Regions from separate parts of the Homo sapiens genome. Here region 1 is linked to region 2. A link is an interaction called in ENCODE POLR2A ChIA-PET data of the cell type or tissue named here. Cell type or tissue: CD4-positive, alpha-beta T cell. All regions are shown on one strand. Each heading gives the region's core, and the rest is flanking DNA. Links, peaks and the distances in the headings are about the cores only.

Region 1 (2,915 bases), core at 182-2,681, 240 kb after region 2:
CAGCTTGCATTCCTCTTCAGGTCTGCTGCCGCTATTCAGACTATGAATGGAAAGGGGAACCCTCTGAATTCAATAGACTCTAGCACATCCCAGCTGGACGGCTCCCAAAACCACACTCCTCATCCTGGACAAGGCAATAGGGGAAGGGAGAAGTAGTGGAAGAGACTCCCGCTCCCCCTGAAGACCATAATGTAGTCCAACTACTCTACTGTACAAATGGGAAAACTGAAGCCCTGGGAACTCCGAGTACTCTTGTCTTCAAAGCAGCTATACATAGGCTCTTTTTCATTCATGAGATTTACTCTGACCAACTACATGGAAGAAGACAAGGGTGAACAAGAGTTAATAAAACTGACAAATATTTGGGATCAAGAAAAGAAGTCCAGGTTTATATCAAAGTGTTAGTTAGACTAGACCAGCCACAACTCTGTTCTCTTCTATTTTGTTCCTGAAAGACTGGATATTCAGGCTGATCCTGCAGCCATGTAGGGTCCTTAGAGAATTTTTTTCTGTGTCTGGTTTTCAAGACTGGAACCTGGGCCTCACATGGGAGACAAGCTCTTCTCTATCTGGCACCCAAAGATGTCTAACCAGGTCTCCCGGCACAGCTCTGCGTGACTTTTGGTGACCTCTTTCACCCTGCCCGGGGGTCCCTTTGGAAACCTTTCCTTATCCTGGGCCTGAGCTTGCTGTCTGCAATGAGCATATCTGATAAGCAGCCAGCTGTTAAGGCTGATTCTACCTTGACCTCAGTCTCAGCAACTTTGCCTGTGGTTCTGGGTTGGAGTCTAGGTCCAGCTTCCCTGGCGGCCACTGGCCTCTATGGTGGGCAGCAGCATCCTAAGAGCCTTCCTGCTTTACCCCTATTGCTGTTTCACCAGCTGCTTTTAGCACACTACTGCCTCTTCCATCTTACACCTGTACTTGTGCTGTTCCTTTTACCAGGAAGGAAGGGTAGAAATGAACATGGGAACACCCTGTCAGGTGCTTTGACATACTCTCTCAAGCTTGATGTATCAGGTTTGAGGAGTGCCTCTGACCTGAAGCCTTTTTTCAGAGCAGAAATAGCATGTGTATTAAACCCATTGGATGGTCAGACCCTTTTGGCTGACATAGCCAGGACTGCTCACCCCTCTAGGGGAATTACAATTTTTCAGAATCAAAAATGCCTTAGACAACCAGAGTCTAGGCACGCATGACTTCCCCTCAGAGGAGAGGAGAATCATTTCCTTGCATGTTTTAAGTGCCCTCCTTGGTAGCCCTAGTCCTTTCAGGGAGAGTTTGTTAATTTTGCAAGGTTTCTGAAACTTCCTCATCCTAATAAGCTACACAGACCAAATTATTTTAAGCTAGAACTGAACTCTGCTCTGAACTGTGTTAAGCAATAGTGTAAGTCACCTGTGCTCAGTCCCCTGCCACCCTCTAAGTTCCCTTTATTCTGTGTGCCATCTGCAGTGGGATAATACCTTCAAAGCTTTCTTTGAGAAGTCCACATTTTATTAATAAAATTGTAATTACTTGTGTCAAAATGAACTCTGGGTTTTACCACTTCCGTATTTAGCTAGGTTTTTTTTTTTTTTTTTTTTTTTTTTTTTACACCATAAAACTTTGGAAGAAAATGTGCCAATGCTAACTTCTCATTTTTCACTGGTCAGACACACGCTTTGGTCTTTCACTTCTTGGAAATTAAGCCATTTCCACTTAAGGAAAACCATCAGTTGGTTTCTTTTAATAAATGAGGGCACAAGAGGTGCAGGTCCTGGAAGGGCTGGCCAGAAGTTCATGGTATGGTCCCTCGCAGCTAATGTTTTATGAAGGTGGTGACCAAGACGTACATGGTCATCCTTCTCTCACTAAGCATGAGAGCAGGGCCAGATAGACGGATGTGACCCAGGAATCATGGTAAAGCGTGATGTGCCTTACATGATGGGGGGGAGGAAGACGCTATCTGAACACACAGTGGGAACACGTAATGTCATCTGGAGGCTTGGGAAGGCCTCCCAAAAGAAGGACATTGATGCTAAAACCAGTGGGGTGAAAGGCTGTATAGAGGAGTGAGATACTCACCCCAGGGGGTTGGCAGGGTAGGGAGGGGTCTTAGGAGCCATTCTCAGCGGTATTGACACTTGAGGGTCATGAGGTTTCTTCCCCAGTCCATAACTGTCTGTAGCATGACAATGACAACACATGATCAGACACTGTACTCTGGCACCCACATGGTTTTATCACCTCAGCTAAGATTGGGATGGTCATGGGAGAGTTTCGTGCTGCCTGTGTGGAGAGCGGTCTCCAAAGAAAGGAACCTCCGTGGTTACAGAGGCGATGCTTCCAGTTTTTAGAATACAGCTTAAGGCTGGGCAAGGTGGCTCACGACTCTAATCCCAGCACTTTGCCGAGGTGGGCGCATCACCTGAGGTCAGGAGTTTGAAACCAGCCTGGCCAACATGGCAAAACCCCGTCTCTACTAAAAATACGAAAATTAGCCAGGTGTGGTCACTCATGCCTGTAATCCCAGTTACTCGGGAAGCTGAGGCAGGAGAATTGCTTGAAACCGGGGTGGGGGGTGGGCAGAGATCACGCCACTGCACTCCAGCCTGGGCAACAGAGTGAGACTCTGTCTCAAAAAAACAAAAAATAAAAATAAAAAATAGAATACAGCTTGAGTGTGAGTAGAGAGAAAAACGGGCCATGAAGCAGCTATTCCAATAGTCTCTCTCAGGGTTATAGGGGTCACTTGCAAGTTTCCTCTTCCTTTCTCCCTCTCTTGCCTTTCCCCACCCTATGGCAGAGATAGTTGTGTTTCTGCATTCCTTTGTGTTATCAGTAATAAAACCCAATCACATTTCCATTGGATTTGGTCTGAGCAGAAAGTCTGAGTCTCAGAAGAGACACTGCCCTGAGGAGCTCTGAAAGGG
Region 2 (2,915 bases), core at 310-2,809:
CCGCCTCCCAGGTTCAAGCAATTCTCCTGCCTCAACCTCCCGAGTAGCTGGGATTACAGGCGCACGCCACCACACCTGGCTAATTTTTGTAGTTTTAGTAGAGATGGGGTTTCGTCACGTTGGCCAGGCTGGTCTCAAACTCCTGGCCTCAGGTGATCAGCCCACCTTGGCCTCCCCAAAGTGCTGGGATTACAGGCTTAAGCCACCGCACCTGGCCAAATCCTGTACTTTCATACTCCTGTCACCCTTGAGTGTAAACCTTTTGGAAGCTACAGACAGTCTCAAACCAAGGCTTACAATTTTTATACCTTCTGACCCTGTAAACCCATCCCTAATAATTTACTCCTTAGCCTTTAAATAAGCAAAATGTTATATCCAAAGATATTCATTACAGTGCTATGTAGCAACTTGGAAAAATGTATACTAACATATAAAGTATTACACATAACACTATAAAAATATGTAGATTCTGAGTAAAGCTGTGAAAAATAATCAAGTTTGAATATGATTGTGGGTCTTTTTCATAATTCTTTAGTACTATTTTTACCTTTTATTCTTCGACTGAAAATGATGCATATATGTGAAAAATTTTTAATGCTTAGAATGGCTCCTAGATAAACCAGTGATTGAGATTATATATCACAGTTTGCGTGGGTTTGTAATCCAGATTATGTGGCACTAGCAGTGGGCACATATCTGGACCCTATAAGCATACAAAAGGTGGCATTCACCAGATAAAACTCTGTTTTATTAAATCTAGGGAGGCTGCTTAAATGGAATTGGTTAAGTCTTGCTTTCGTAAACCTAGATTCTTGCTCTGATCCCCAATACCTTGCTTGTGGCCAAGTCTTCATCCAAGTTCTACTTCAATGTTTTAGTTATTCCTATCCTCATGCACACTGTTCCAACTGTACTGCTAAGGAAGAATACAAAATCACAGACTCTCTTCTTTATAGCCTTCAACTTTTCCATATTCAATAATTCAAACAGTCTTTACTGTTTACTTTATTTGTTTGTACCTACAATAAATACTTGCGACATGCTATGCACTGTGCTAAGTGCTAGAAATACTATGGGGAACAAGGCAGGCATAGTCTCTACCCTCAATGAACCTGCGATATATGCAGAGATAATAAAAAGCAGTCTATTGCACCATGGCTTGAAAACTGCTCTGATAGGGAACATTCACCAGACTTGAGGGTAATCAGGGAAGCTGGGTTCTCAAGGAAGAGTAGGCACAGATGAGGGGAAGTGGCATACAGAACATTCTGTTGTCCTTTAAGGTATAAAAGTTTGGTGAGATTTGGGGGTAACAGTCAAAAGAGTAATAAGAAACAAGGCTACCAAAGTCAGCAGGTCAGATCATGGTAAGCTGTCTGGACTTAGCTTTGAGAAGTAGGAAGCCACTGAACCATTTAAGCAGAGGGTAAGCAGAGGGGTGACGTCATCTGGTTTTGCATTTTAAAGAATTTCCTTTCAGAGTATAGAAATGAAACTGATAGCAAGCAGGACAGGAAATACTGGAGGCAACAAAACCAGTTAGACTGCTGCAGCTTCCTGGGTGAGAAATGACTGTGGCTGAACTAGGAAAAAAAAACAATGGAAAATACTGTGTGTGTGTGTGTGTGTGTGTGTACGAATGGAGGGTTAGTAATGTTGGGAATTAGGCAAATGAAAGAACATAGAAAGTCAAAAATGATGCTTAGGTTTCTGACTTAGGTAAATGGATAGAGTTACAGTGCCATTCAGTGCACTAATAAAAGCTGAGGGTGGTTGCTCAGGGCATGATGATTATGTGCCTTTAATATGTCCAATAAGCAGTTCACATAACTTTTCACATAAATAATGAGTGTTCATGATAGCAGGACTTGCAAGCAGAGACAGACTAAGACAGGTGCCAGGAATGTTTCATAAATGAGTGAAACTATCACGGAGTAAGCAGATGACAGTCAATGGTACAATCGGTACTGTTCTAAAGCTCAGGTCAGAGGTCTAAAGAGGAAATACAGACTTGTTAAATCCTCAGCAATAGATGAGAGAATAAAGATCATCCTGAAGAGTAAAAGTGGTCTAGAAAACACAACCCAAGTATTGATGAACATAAATAATTAAGAGATGGGGTGGGGCGAGGGGGGCGGGGAATTAGACGTGGTGGTGTGCAACTACAGACTCAGCAACTCGGGAAACTGAGACAGGAGGATTGCTTGAGCCCAGGGAGTCAAGGCTGCAGTGTGCCATGATTGCACCACTGCACTCCAGCCTGGGAGAAAGCCAATATAGCAAAGCAATCTGAAGAATAATGAAAGGGAAGGAAGAGCAAACACAGTTTAAGAAGTTTGGCTATGGAGGAAAAGGAGATAGGATGGTACTGAGTAAGGAATATGGGCTTGAGGGAAGGGTGTTTGTATGTATGTGTATATACATAGTTTTTAACAATGAGAGAGACCTGTTCATATTCCAAAAGGGCAGAGAATAGGTTTGACAGCAGAAAGCTGAGGTAATCTGGATTTTGAAGAATGTGGCAAGGCCATCTGCAGAGAGTAGGTGTGGGCAGGTGCAGAAAAGCGAAGTAGCCACTACGGAGAAAGAATGCAAGGCCGGGCGTGGTGGCTCAAGCCTGTAATCCCAGCACTTTGGGAGGCCGAGGCGGGTGGATCACGAGGTCAGGAGATCGAGACCATTCTGACTAACACAGTGAAACCGCGTCTCTACTAAAAATACAAAAAAAAATTAGCCGGGCGTGGTGGCGGGCGCCTGTAGTCCCAGCTGCTCAGGAGGCTGAGGCAGGAGAATGGCGTGAACCTGGGAGGCAGAGCTTGCAGTGAGCTGAGATGGCGCCGCTGCACTCCAGCCTGGGTGACAGAGCAAGACTCCGTCTCAAAAAAAGTAAAAAAAAAGAATGCTGCCTAAGGAAA

Evidence for each region. Peaks named below come from ENCODE experiments on the same cell type or tissue, not always from the same donor. Only the 100,000 strongest peaks of a DNase experiment are listed, where the experiment ranks them.
Region 1: POLR2A ChIA-PET joins it to region 2 with 5 read pairs; 1 of 35 experiments calls an interaction of 5 or more read pairs at or near these places.

Annotation. Positions count from the first base shown.
Region 1 is chr18:46,008,043-46,010,957 of GRCh38, reverse strand. The region is part of intron 5 of PSTPIP2 (proline-serine-threonine phosphatase interacting protein 2); the gene reads left to right. Among named protein-coding and RNA genes, the nearest start is that of EPG5, 42 kb to the right of the region's middle. In CD4-positive, alpha-beta T cell, for the core only: no CTCF peak of the experiment used is centred there; a DNase peak (open chromatin) is centred at 1,177.
Region 2 is chr18:46,249,212-46,252,126 of GRCh38, reverse strand. The region is part of intron 3 of ARK2N (arkadia (RNF111) N-terminal like PKA signaling regulator 2N); the gene reads right to left. Among named protein-coding and RNA genes, the nearest start is that of ARK2N, 77 kb to the right of the region's middle. RefSeq lists enhancers at 1,379-1,438, 1,489-1,568, 1,324-1,959, 1,960-2,596. In CD4-positive, alpha-beta T cell, for the core only: no CTCF peak of the experiment used is centred there; a DNase peak (open chromatin) is centred at 1,456; H3K4me3 peaks cover 1,079 bases; H3K27ac peaks cover 2,023 bases.